Linked DNA regions of Homo sapiens: region 2 is linked to region 1. A link is a contact called in ENCODE Hi-C or POLR2A ChIA-PET data. All regions are on one chromosome and are shown on one strand. Each heading gives the region's core, a stretch centred on a gene start or an enhancer-like site at or near the end of the contact. The rest is flanking DNA. Distances are from core to core; before and after follow the strand shown. Region 1 holds the start of LOC105372672 (a long non-coding RNA gene). Region 2 has its middle 130 kb from the start of ZNF217.

The links. A loop is a pair of places that touch in the nucleus more often than their neighbours do. ChIA-PET counts read pairs that join two places held with the same protein, here RNA polymerase II (POLR2A). Pooled maps may share reads with other maps.
Region 2: a loop to region 1 is called in a pooled map, with 3 times the contacts of the local background. The contact joins two enhancer-like sites. A Hi-C loop is called at or near these places in 13 of 168 maps with a recorded cell type or tissue (Caco-2, Calu3, HepG2 and 9 more) and 18 of 50 pooled maps. POLR2A ChIA-PET finds 5 or more read pairs at or near these places in 27 of 52 experiments (A549, B cell, BJ and 21 more).

The regions. Positions count from the first base shown.
Region 1 is chr20:53,608,112-53,614,188 of GRCh38, forward strand. It overlaps LOC105372672 (a long non-coding RNA gene), which reads left to right and starts at 243. Exons shown (of 3, transcript NR_134576.1): 1 at 243-400. RefSeq lists enhancers at 399-718, 2,659-2,708. Within about 2 kb of position 3,605, at least 13 of the 41 ENCODE cell types and tissues checked have a DNase peak (open chromatin) inside an H3K27ac peak, as active enhancers do; they include GM12878 and OCI-LY7, where a contact is called at or near this core.
Region 2 is chr20:53,725,551-53,731,004 of GRCh38, forward strand. No RefSeq gene overlaps it. Among named protein-coding and RNA genes, the nearest start is that of ZNF217, 130 kb to the left of the region's middle. RefSeq lists enhancers at 1-787, 3,002-3,502, 3,903-3,952, 4,233-4,332. Within about 2 kb of position 3,739, at least 4 of the 41 ENCODE cell types and tissues checked have a DNase peak (open chromatin) inside an H3K27ac peak, as active enhancers do; they include GM12878 and OCI-LY7, where a contact is called at or near this core.

The DNA of each region.
Region 1 (6,077 bases), core at 2,355-4,854:
TCACGACCACCGCCCGCGGCCGCAGAACCTGCCCGCTCTGCACACCAGGGCGGACACCCACAGACGCGTCCTTCACCCGCGCAGGGACCTGCCAGGGGCGCTTATACCGGAGGGTGTTCAGAGCAGGAAAGGAAGAGATCAAATCTGAACCCGGATCCGTCTCCTACAGAACCTGAGTCGCTCAATCATCAGCTAGATCGCCCCGTGTAGACAAAGCAAGTGGAATTATTTGAAGAGTATACCTTGAGCTGGGCAATCCTCATAGAAGGTCGGGGACGACCTGCCCTTCAGTGTTCCTGGAGCATCTTCTCCAAAGTGGAGGTCGAGCCAGGCCTAGGAGGAAAGAGAGGGCAACTGCGGACGACCCCACCGCAGAAGAGGTGAAACCGACGGGCTCCAGGTAGGTGTGTCCTCCCCAACCACACCCTCCCACAGGGCCCGGAGACTGGGGAAGGCCGGAGATGAGATTAGGGTCAGAGCCACACCCCTGACCCGCGTACAGGACAAACTGAAGCCACGCGTCTACACTGGCGCTCCGAACTGCGTTGGCCCAAAGCTTCTTCACCGCTTCCAGCGGAGGGCTTAAAGCGGTCCCCCCAGCCCTCACACAGCGGGTTTTCTCAGAACCCAGTCTCCAGAGACCGCCTGGATTCAAATCCTGCCGCCGCCCTCAGCCGCTGGGAGAGCCGGGCCTTGGCCTCACCTTCTTCCCAGCCTCACCTGCAGAATGGGCGTGTCCCGAGGGTTAAATGCCCTCATCACCATGAAGCCTTAAAACGGTGCCTGGCACATGGCGATACGCAATAAACGTCCGCCAAAATGACGTTAGCCAGGATTCGCCCCGGAAGGCTTCCTGTTCTCATACAGCCCTTCAATGAGGGCTAATCCCTTTGGCTCCTTTAACAACTTTTTTTTTAATGTGGTTAGCACATTTTGTTGACTTTTTTTTTTTTACAAAGACCAAGTCAGCATGTCCTCTTAAAAATATCTTAAGAGATTATGTTTTGTTCCTACTTGCTTTGAGGAATGACTTCGTCCTGGTTGAGTGGGGTGAAAACAGTGAAATGCGAACAAGGATAATAAGACCATCTTTCCTGTACTGTTTCTTAAAAAAGGAGGGGAGTGAGGAATTAAAAATTCAGATGCTGGATTTTAAAGACTGTCATGCTAAGTATTTTCTTATCAACTTCCTTTTTTTTTTTTTGTCCTCATATAAACATAACAGTAGTTGAGTTTTTCCTTTCTTCTTGACTCAAAAAAAAAACTGACACATAAACTTCTCCAAACCAATACAGCTGAACTTTCTACAAAGATTTGTAACTGATATATTCCTTAAAGAAAATAAGAATGCTCTGAACAGAAATAAACAGTTTCTGCAGCAGTTTTATTTGAAGCCCACAAATAAAAACAGCATGTCCCCAAGGAAACAAAATAGAATTGGGAGTCGCAGCTAAAATGGCTCTGCCCTAATCCTCTCTTACCCAGTACTATGGGGTTTGTTTACAGGAAACCCTTGCCACGAGAAGTTTTCTGCTAGTTTTCAACCGTATTTTGGCATCATCAACTCAGGCATATGGAAACAAATTAAATATTCAGCTTAAAAAAAAATTACAAAGTAAAGGAAGAGAACGCTGACCTGTTCCTTTCTACCTTCTTCAGGATGGGTAGAGGCATGAAGAAATGCAGGCTCCCCTCCCCCTCCGGGCCACGCTTCCCGGCTGGGTGGAAACTATCTCATTACCACATTTTCAACAAGTAGACCAGTTTCCTCCTTTAATCAAAGTTACTTTGTGGTTGTTTGGCAGTCTGCGCATGCCATGTTTTTATAGCTATAGAAAATGCGTATTTATTTATTTTGAGATGACTATGACCATATGACAAACCTAAGTCAGCCTCTTATAGCCAATGATTTATAAGAGCTCTGAAAAGCCCGGCCTTTAAACATTTTAATAGAGGCTCTCTCATCCTTTGTAAGTGGAAGTGTAAATTGGTACAGTCCTTTTGTAAACAACTCAATGAGACAAGTCAAGGGCCTTACAAATGTTCATACATTTGGATGCAGCAATAACACTCCTGGAATCAATCCTAAGGAAACAGCCCTAATGTAGGAAAAGGTGTTAGGAACAAAGATCTTCGTGGTAACAAGATTTACTACGAGGGGGAGAGCAATACACGTTCACTCTCCATGCATGTGTGGAGGGACACAAATAAAGGAGTGGTTAGTCATCCAAGTTATGTATCCCCACACGATTACATACAGCCATTTTAGAATTAGAAAGCTTTGAAAAATAGGCCATTGGGAAATATTTATAATAGCAAATGAAAAAACCGAGATGCAAAGTTGTATTTTTAATGAACTCTAATTTTTTCTATTAGTAACGAAAAAAGGATGTAATATACATAAAAATATTTAAATTGATTTTATCAGAAAAATTTTAGTACAGACTGAATATTATATGAAAACAAAAAAATTTTATTTCATTAGCTGTAATAATGGCACGGATTATTACAGAATATGCATTATATATATATTTAAAGATGTATACTGAAGGATATAGAAGAATGACATGACATAGGAGAATTTATAATACTTTAGTAAATAAAAAAACAAGAGAATTGAACCAAAGGTGGTTAACATCTTGAAACTAGAACTTGCCCAGGCACCGTGGTTCACGCCTGTAATCCCAGCACTTTGGGAGGCCGAGGCAGGTAGATCATGAGGCCAGGAGATCAAGACCATCCTGGCTAACACGGTGAAACCCCGTCTCTACTAAAAATACAAAAAATTAGCCGGGCGTGGTGGTGGGTGCCTGTAGTCCCAGCTATTTAGGAGGCTGAGGCAGGAGAATGGTGTGAACCCGGGAGGCAGAGATTGCAGTGAGCTGAGATCGTGCCACTGCACTCCAGCCTGGGCGACAGAGCGAGACTCCATCTCAAAAAAAAAAAAAAGAAAAAGAAAAAGAAACTAGAACTGGGCATCAGATATGGGGGTTACTCATTACACTATTTTTATTATTCTCTCTACTTTCGCATACATTTCAAAATTTTTATTAAAATTGTTTCTTTTTTTCTTTTTTTACCCTTAATCCTATGATGGGTTATATTTAAAAATTTTTTTAATGTTTGTTTTTCAATAATGGCATATGTATGACCCTTTTTCTACTTTCTATTTTTCTCTAATTATTTTTCATAATCTACTTATATTACCTTTGAAATAAATTAACATTTATTTTACCAAAAAGTAATTTAAAATAAGAATAGTAAACAGTTCCACAGAAAAGTTTTTCTTGCCATGTAATTCTAGTGAATCCTCAGAATGCTATGATAAGCCTGTGTACCTTAAAATGTGAGCTTCTAAATGGTCCAAATCTTTTGGGACGGCACCGTGCCATCTGAGACTGCTGTAAATATGATCAGCTGATAAAAGGCCAGCTGCAACTAACCATTTTAAAGATTAGGAACCATTTAAAAACACACACACACACACACACACCACCTCTGGCCTCTTAAGTGTTAAGTGGCAAGATACTCTGGTTTATTTCTAAAGTTTCATGCAATAATCACGTAAGCACCGAGCAGGACAGAATTCTACATACCGCCAAGCTGACTCAGAAAGAAGGGTTCCACATTCCTTAATTAGCAGCATGAGAAAAGCACCACTTCCTGCGGTGGAGTTCCCATTTCATCCAGCCACTCCACTGGCTCGGTACATCCTCAAGTCCACGAAAAAGATTTTCATAAAGTCTGGAGACACAGTGTTGTTTAATTTATTTCATTTTACTTTGTTTTGTTTTATCCTACTTTATTCTATTATACTCTATCCTATTATATGTATTCTAATTTTTACAAATTGAAGATGTTTGTAATGACGTAGATTCTTTGTTTCTAGACTTTATGGATGCCTGTATATACTGAAATCACAGTTGGAGGCAGAGTAGGTGAACACTTGACCAACTTGAAAATACAGCTTCTACTTTGGGAGGCCAAGGTGGGAGGATCACTTGAGCCCAGGAGTTTGAGACCAGCCTGAACAACATAGTGAGACCCCCCCATCTCTATTTTTAATCTTTCTTTTTTTTTTTTTTTTTAAGACAGAATCTCACTCTGTCACCCAGGCTACAGTGCAGTGGCATGATCTCGGCTCACTGCAGTCTCCCTGTCCCGGGTTCAAGCAATTCTCATGTCTCAGCCTCCCGAGTAGCTGGGACTACAGGCATGCACCACCATGCTCGGCTAATTTTTGTATTTTTAGTAGAGATGAGGTTTCACCATGTTAGCCAGGCTGTTCTCAAACTCCTGACCTCAAGTGATCTGCCCACGTAAAACTCCCAAATTGCTGGGATTACAGGCGTGAGCCACACACACACCCGCAGCCCCCACCACCACCAGTCGTCTCTATTTTTTAAACGAAAGAAAATACAGCTTTCTTGATTATTAACAGTCAAAAGATTCAAAGTCCTAGACCAGAAGTTTCTTTTTTAGTACCTATGACTTAAGTTTATGATTTGGATTAAAGTTCTCTGGCAGAACACCCACAGGATGCCAAAGCCTGAGGAAGATTTCCGAACAAGATTACACGGTTTTCCAATGGGATACATTTGATCACGTGTGAAAACATGGTGGCAGCACTACTGCAACCTTAAATGAAAGGGCAAATTCTCAGGAAACACATTCTGCTTGTAAATATTGGATGTAACCATTCTAACAGTTATTTACTTTTAACTTGAGAAATTTTAAAGAAATGTAGCCGGGCGCGGTGGCTCATGCCTGTAATCTCAGCACTTTGGGAGGCCGAGGCGGGTGGATCGCCTGAGGTAAGGAGTTCGAGACCAGCCTGGCCAACATGGTGAAACCCCATCTCTACTAAAAATGAAAAATTAGCCGGTCATGGTGGCAGGCGCCTGTATGTAATTCCAGCTACTCGGCAGGCTGAGGCAGGAGACTCGCTTGAACCCAGGAGGTGGAGGTTGCAGTGAGCCGAGATGGCGCCATTGCACTTCAGCCTGGGTGACAGAGCAAGACTCAAAAAAAAAAAAAAAAAATTTCTAGACTTTTTTCCTTTTTCCCTTTCTAAGCTTTTAAAGATTTTATGTCTGTCTTAGTTTTCAAGTTATACAGCAAAACACTGTAGATCCATTACAGAAACACTAAAATTTTAGGGTATAAGAATTCAAAGCTTCTATTATCTGGAACACAAGGGCACCCCTCATTGCCAGTGTATTCTGTTGTGTTCTGTTTGCATAGAATCCAGCCTAAATGCTGCCCACCTGGAGTGAGTTGCTAGATGGACTGAAATAATCCTAGCAAACTTGTAATGGTTTGGGCACAACCACTGCTCCTTTGCCATCTAGCTGGTACTGCTGCTGTTACCAGGTCTGTTAGATAGCGACCGATGAGGCCTCCTGGCCTTGTTGATATTTCTTTGCCTATCAGTGGATCGTTAGTTGGAGTATTTCCTTAGTCACAGACCGGCCTTTTATTGGGATGTTCTCAGTAGGAACTACATTTGCAGATAACAGATGGTTATTTAAATAAGAATGTGAAAAATATATATACTCTTTCTCTTCTGGGGCCTAAGATGGTTTTTTGCTGATTCTTAAACCTGTAGCTGTTTTTATGAGTGGATATCTGATTTTTTAAAAATCTCTCATGACATGTAAATGTTTAAGTTGTTTGAAAACATTTACATTTTCTGACCAGCCAGCAACACTTACAATCTTCCATAGTTCCTAAGATTAAGAAAACAGGAGAAAGCTAGAGAGATTTGGCAAAGTATGTAATAACCTAGCAAGGAAATTCTTGAGCAAGAGTATATGGGTTTGAATTTATTGGAACATTTGAAAGCAATTAAATTTTTTTTCCTCCAAACTTATTTTTGTCCTTTTTAAAGCACACACAGGCAAACAACTGAAAAAGATCATTGCAAGTAAAATGAATCATTAAGCTGATCAAGCCTAGAAACCACCACCAGAAGTATTTATAGCATTATTAGGGTGGAGTATCTATAATCCATTCTCAGACTTATTATAAGTCTCAAGATCCACCCTTTGAAAAGCTAATCCTATCCTCAATCTTCA
Region 2 (5,454 bases), core at 2,489-4,988, 120 kb after region 1:
CTCCTGGGTTCAAGCGATTCCCCTGCCTCAGCCTCCGGAGTACCTGGGATTACAAGCATGTGCCACCACGCCAGGCTAATTTTGCATTTTTGGTAGAGACGGGGTTTCTCCATGTTCGTCAGGCTGGTCTCGAAGTCCCAACCTCAGGTGATCCGCCCACCTTGGCCTCCCAAAGTGCTGGGATTGCAGGCGTGAGCCACCGCGCCCTGCCTAATGCTAACTCTATTTTAAGGGGGCATCTGTTTCCTGCTGGGATCCTCACTGGCAAACTCAAATGCCCACCAGGGCAGGATACGGGTAAAGTGGTCGAAGTGTAATGCAATAGGGAGGGGTGGTGACTGGTGAACTGGAGAGCCCTGAAATGGGCACCTGCTACTATAGGCTCCAGCTGCTGGTGCCCTTTGAGAGTATGATTCTAGCATTAATTTTTCCTTTTTTTTTTTTTGAGATGGAGTCTCGCTCTGTCACCCTGGCTAGAGTGCAGTGGTGTGATCTCGGCTCACTGCAACCTCCGCCTCTTGGGTTCAAGTGAGTCTCCTCTACCATTAACTTTTCTAATTAAAAAAATTTTTAAACTTTTTCTAATTTTTTCTATGTAAGCTGAAAGTATACATTTTATTAGAAGAACTTTCCACATTTATAAAAACATTCTCTGGGCCAAAGAGCATGTGCTTGAATTTGACCTGTGGCTGACACTGCTATAAGGGCAACAGCCCTGGTAGTCAGAGAATGAGTTAAACTATGATAATATTAAGTATTGTCACCTTGTGCAGACACAGCATGCATTATTTCATTTAATCGTTAGGACAATATCAACTTGAGGGAGGTTATATTGCTATTATATAGATGAGATCCCTATTATATAGTTAAGAAAACTTTTTTTTTTTTTGAGATGGAGTTTCCCTCTGTTGCCCAGGCTGGAATACAGTGGTGCAATCTCGGCTCACTGCAACCTTTGCCTCCTGGGTTCAAGTGATTCTCCTGCCTCAGCCTCCCGAGTAGCTGGAATTCCAGGCACCCCCCTGCCACACCCAGGTAATTTTTGACTGGGTTTCACCATGTTGGCCAGGCTGGTCTCGAACTCCTGACCTCAAGTGATCCCCCGCCTTGGCCTCCCAAAGTGCTGGGATTACAGGTGTGCGCCACCACGCAAGGTGAGAAAACTCTTTAAACAGTTTCAAGGAGGTTAAATGCTTCAACTAAGGTTGCCTCTGGATAAGAATCCCCAGTAGGATTCTGGAGCCTGGGAACTTCAGCTGAGACTCTCTGCTACCTTCTTGGCTGAGTTCTTGAGTGGGGCACTGGGCTTCGGACTGTGATCATCTCCCTGCCTGCTGCACAGACAAAATCAATCCACTCAGACCATGGCACGACAATAAAGAAAGAGTTTAATTAATCCAAGTCCAGCTATGCCATGCGGGAGATGGAGTTACTACTCAAATCAGTCTCCCTGAAGGCTTGGAGCTTAGGGTTTTTCTGGACAATTTGATGGGCAGGGGGCTAGGGAATAACTGCTGCTGATTCGTTGGGGAAGCAATCATAGGGGTGTGCAGAACTTGCTGTTGGGTGGAGCCATAGGACCAGTTGAGCCATGAGTCACGAGTCCTCTTGGGTTCAATCTGAACAAAAATCTAAAAAAAAAAAAAAAAAAAAAAAACACTGGGTGCGGTGGCTTATGCCTGTAATCCCAACACTTTGGGAGGCTGAAGCAGGTGGATCAGTTGAGGTCAGGAGTTGGAGACCAGCCTGGCCAACATGATGAATCCTTGTCTCTACTAAAAACACAAAAATTAGCCAGGCGTGGTGGTGGGTGCCTGTAATCCCAGCTACTTGGGATGCTGAGGCACGAGAATTGCTTGACCCTGGGAGGCGGAGGTTGCAGTGAGTTGAGATTGCGCCATTGCACTCCAGCCTGGGGGACAGAGACTCTGTCTCACAAAACAAAACAAAACAAAACAAAACAAAACAAAACAAAACAAAACAAGTGCAGTTTTGTTGCATGGATATATTGCATAATGGTGAAGTCTGGACTTGTGGTGTAGCCATAACCTGAATAATGTACATTAAACTTATTAATTTTTTTAATAATTTTTTTTAGAGACAGGGTCTTGCCATGTTGCCCAGGCTGGTCTCCAACTCCTAGGATCAAGTGATCCTCCCACCTCAGCCTCCCAAGGTGCTGGAATTACAGGCGCGAGCACCATGCCTGAACACATTAAACTCATTAAATAATTTATCATCTCTCATCGCCCCCACTCCCCTCACCCATCTGAGCCCCCAGTCTATTATGCCACACTCTGTGTCCATATTTATTTATTTATTTAGAGGCAGAATCTAGTTATGTTGCCCAGGCTGGACTCAGACTCTTGGACTCAAGCCATCCTCCTGCCTCAGCCTCCTGAGTAGCTGGGACTACAGACGTGAGCCACCTCACGCAGCATAAGAAAACCCCAATTTTGTTTCAAGTGAGAAAATATTCAGACCCAAAGAATTAGGATTGGTCTAAGTATGAGGTGACAAGCATGGAGAAGAAAAGTCAACCTGTGAACAAGGGTAGAGCAGAGAAGGAGATCAGGTCTATACCACATGGTTCCTTCAGTCTTCTTGCCGTGTGAGGTAATGAAAGGTGTTTCTTGCTTAAGCTATTGTTAGTCGGATAAGCAGTGAATTCCTGCTGCAAGGATTCCTAACTGCAACATATGCAATGGAGTTATATTAGATAAGGAGAAAAAAAATAATAGGAGAAGACAGAGGGCAGATAGAAGAAAGTAATTAAAACCAGCAGTCAGGCATTTTGGAATTCAGACCTCATTATTTTCATTTTCCAGATGAGAAAACTAAGGTTCCAGAGAAATGAACATAACTTGTTCAACATCTTAAAACTAGTCACCAGCAGACCTGGAATTCAAACCCAGATCTATTGGATACCAAAGACTGGTTTGAACAACTATATGTAATGCTTTGTATTGGGGTGTGTGTGTGTGTGTGTGTGTATGTGTGTGTAAGGGAGAGAGTGAGAGCTAGAGAGAGAGAGAGAGGGAGAACTAATGGTCACTGTTTGCTATGTGTCTGGTTATGTGCTTTACACTTTTGGCATATTGCTTTTCATTCTTAAATACAGCTTCAAATTTAGTTGTCATCTTCCTCATAATTTTATAAGAAAACGGAAATTCAAAAAGTTGAGTGACTTTAATAATTGAATATTGCCCAAAAGAAAAAAGGAAATTCTCTATGCCACCTGAGGTAGATCTAAAGAATTTTTCCCATCTCTATGTGCAGTGTATCTTTGTAGACCCTCCCATGAAGAAGTGGGGTCACTTTTTTTTTTTTTTTGAGACAGTGTCTCGCTCTGTCACCCAGGTTGGAGTGCAGTGGCACGATCTCGGCTCACTGCAAGCTCTGCCTCCCAGGTTCATGCCATTCTCCTGCCTCAGCCTCCTGAGTAGCTGGGACTACAGGCACCCACCACCACGCCCAGCTAATTTTTTGTATTTTTAGTAGAGACGGGGTTTCTCCATGTTGGCCAGGCTGGTCTTGAACTCCCGACCTCAGGTGATCTGCCCGCCTCAGCCTCCCAAAGTGCTGGGATTACAGCCATGAGCCACTGCGCCCAGCCAGAGTCACTTTTTTACCCTTTGAATCTGGGCTGAGCCATGTGATTTGTTTTGGCCAATATGTCATTAGCAAATGTTGGGGGAAACAGAGGCTTCCAAAGTACTTGTAAGCAGTACTTTGCTCTTTGGGAATTTTTACTGTCAAAGTAAGCTCTGCCGGGCGTGGTGGCTCACGCCTGTAATCCCAGCACTTTGGGAGGCCGAGGTGGGTGGATCACTCGAGGTCAGGAGTTCAAGACCGGCCTGGCCAACATGGTGAAACCCCATCTCTACCAAAAATACAAAAATTAGCTGGGCATGGTGGCAGGTGCCTGTAATCCCAACTACTTGGGAGAATGAGGCAGGAGAATCCCTTGAGCCCAGGAAGCGGAGGTTGCAGTGAGCTGAGATTGCATCACTGCACTCCAGCATAAGTGACAAAGTGAGACCCTGTCTCAAAAAAAAAGTACTTGTACCTTGGGGTTTGCCTTCTTACTTCTCCTGGGAACCCTATAACTTCATGTGAAGGAGCTAGCCTGTTGGATGATGACGTCCAGACATGTGACCCAGTTGCTCTTGTTACCCAGGTGATGGCCCCCAACCTCCACACATAGACAGGAAGCCGTCTTAGGATCATCTAGCCACCAGCTGACCACAGACACCTGGGAATACCCAGCAGTGATCATATGAGCTGGCCCAGAAAGGAAGAACCTCTCAGCCCACCTATAAAGTCACGAGCTAAACAAATGGTTGTTTTTAGCCACTAAATGTTGGAGTGGTTTGTTATGTGGCATAACTAATGGATACACTGACTTTCACTATATCAGACAAATATTGCAAATAATTGAGTGAAATGGATAGATATTGAGAATGTTTAATGTAAAGGTTTAAGTTAAATCTATCTTTTATGCAAAATACATGCCCATGTTCTGTTCCCTTTTTCTTTTTCTTTTTTTTTTTTTTGAGATAGAGTCTCGGTCTGCCAGGCTGGAGTGCGGTGGTGCGATCTCGGCTCACTGCAACCTCTGCCTCCCGGGCTCAAGCGATTTTCCTGCCTCAGCCTCCCAAGTAGCTGGGACTACAGGCACATGCCACCATGCCCGGCTAATTTTTGTATTTTTAGTAGACACAGGGTTTCACCATGTTGGTCAGGCTGGTCTCGAACTCCTGACCTCGTGATCCACCCGCCTCAGCCTCCCAAAGTGCTGGGATTATAGGCGTGAGCCACCACACCCGGCCAAACATAACTCTTCTTATAGTTATAATGATTCCGTGAAATAGGTCCTACTACCTCCCTCTTTTTTGTTGTAGTTGATTTTTAATTTTTAAGAGATGAGGTCTCACCATGTTGCCCAGGCTGGACTTGAACTCCCAGGCTCAAGCAATCCTCCCACCTAAACCTCAGGTGATCTGCCTGCCTCGGCCTCCCAAAATGCTGGGATTGCAGGCGTGAGCTACCTCGCCCAGCCTGTTCCCTTTTTCATTAGTGATAAGATCCTTGGCCATTAAAAGTTGTCAGTGAAGAAATATAGTGTCCCAGTGACGAGGAGTATGAAAAATACATTCTATTTTCACATCTTAAATGTCATTAAGATGTTGAAAGTGTTAAATATCAAATTCAAACTCAACTAGGTTTGACCAGCTTGTCCCAGTTTGTCTGGGATTTTTACATTTTAGTACTGAAAGTCCTGTGTCCAAGGAAACCCCTCAGTCCAGGAAAAACTGGGACAGTTGCTCACTGCTATGTTTTGTTTTGTTTTGTTTAAATCAGCCTACATCATGCTTTGATCTGCTGCAGTTTGAACACATTCCCTTTAAAATTTATATGTAGGAGGCCGGGCGCAGTGGCTCATGCCTGTAA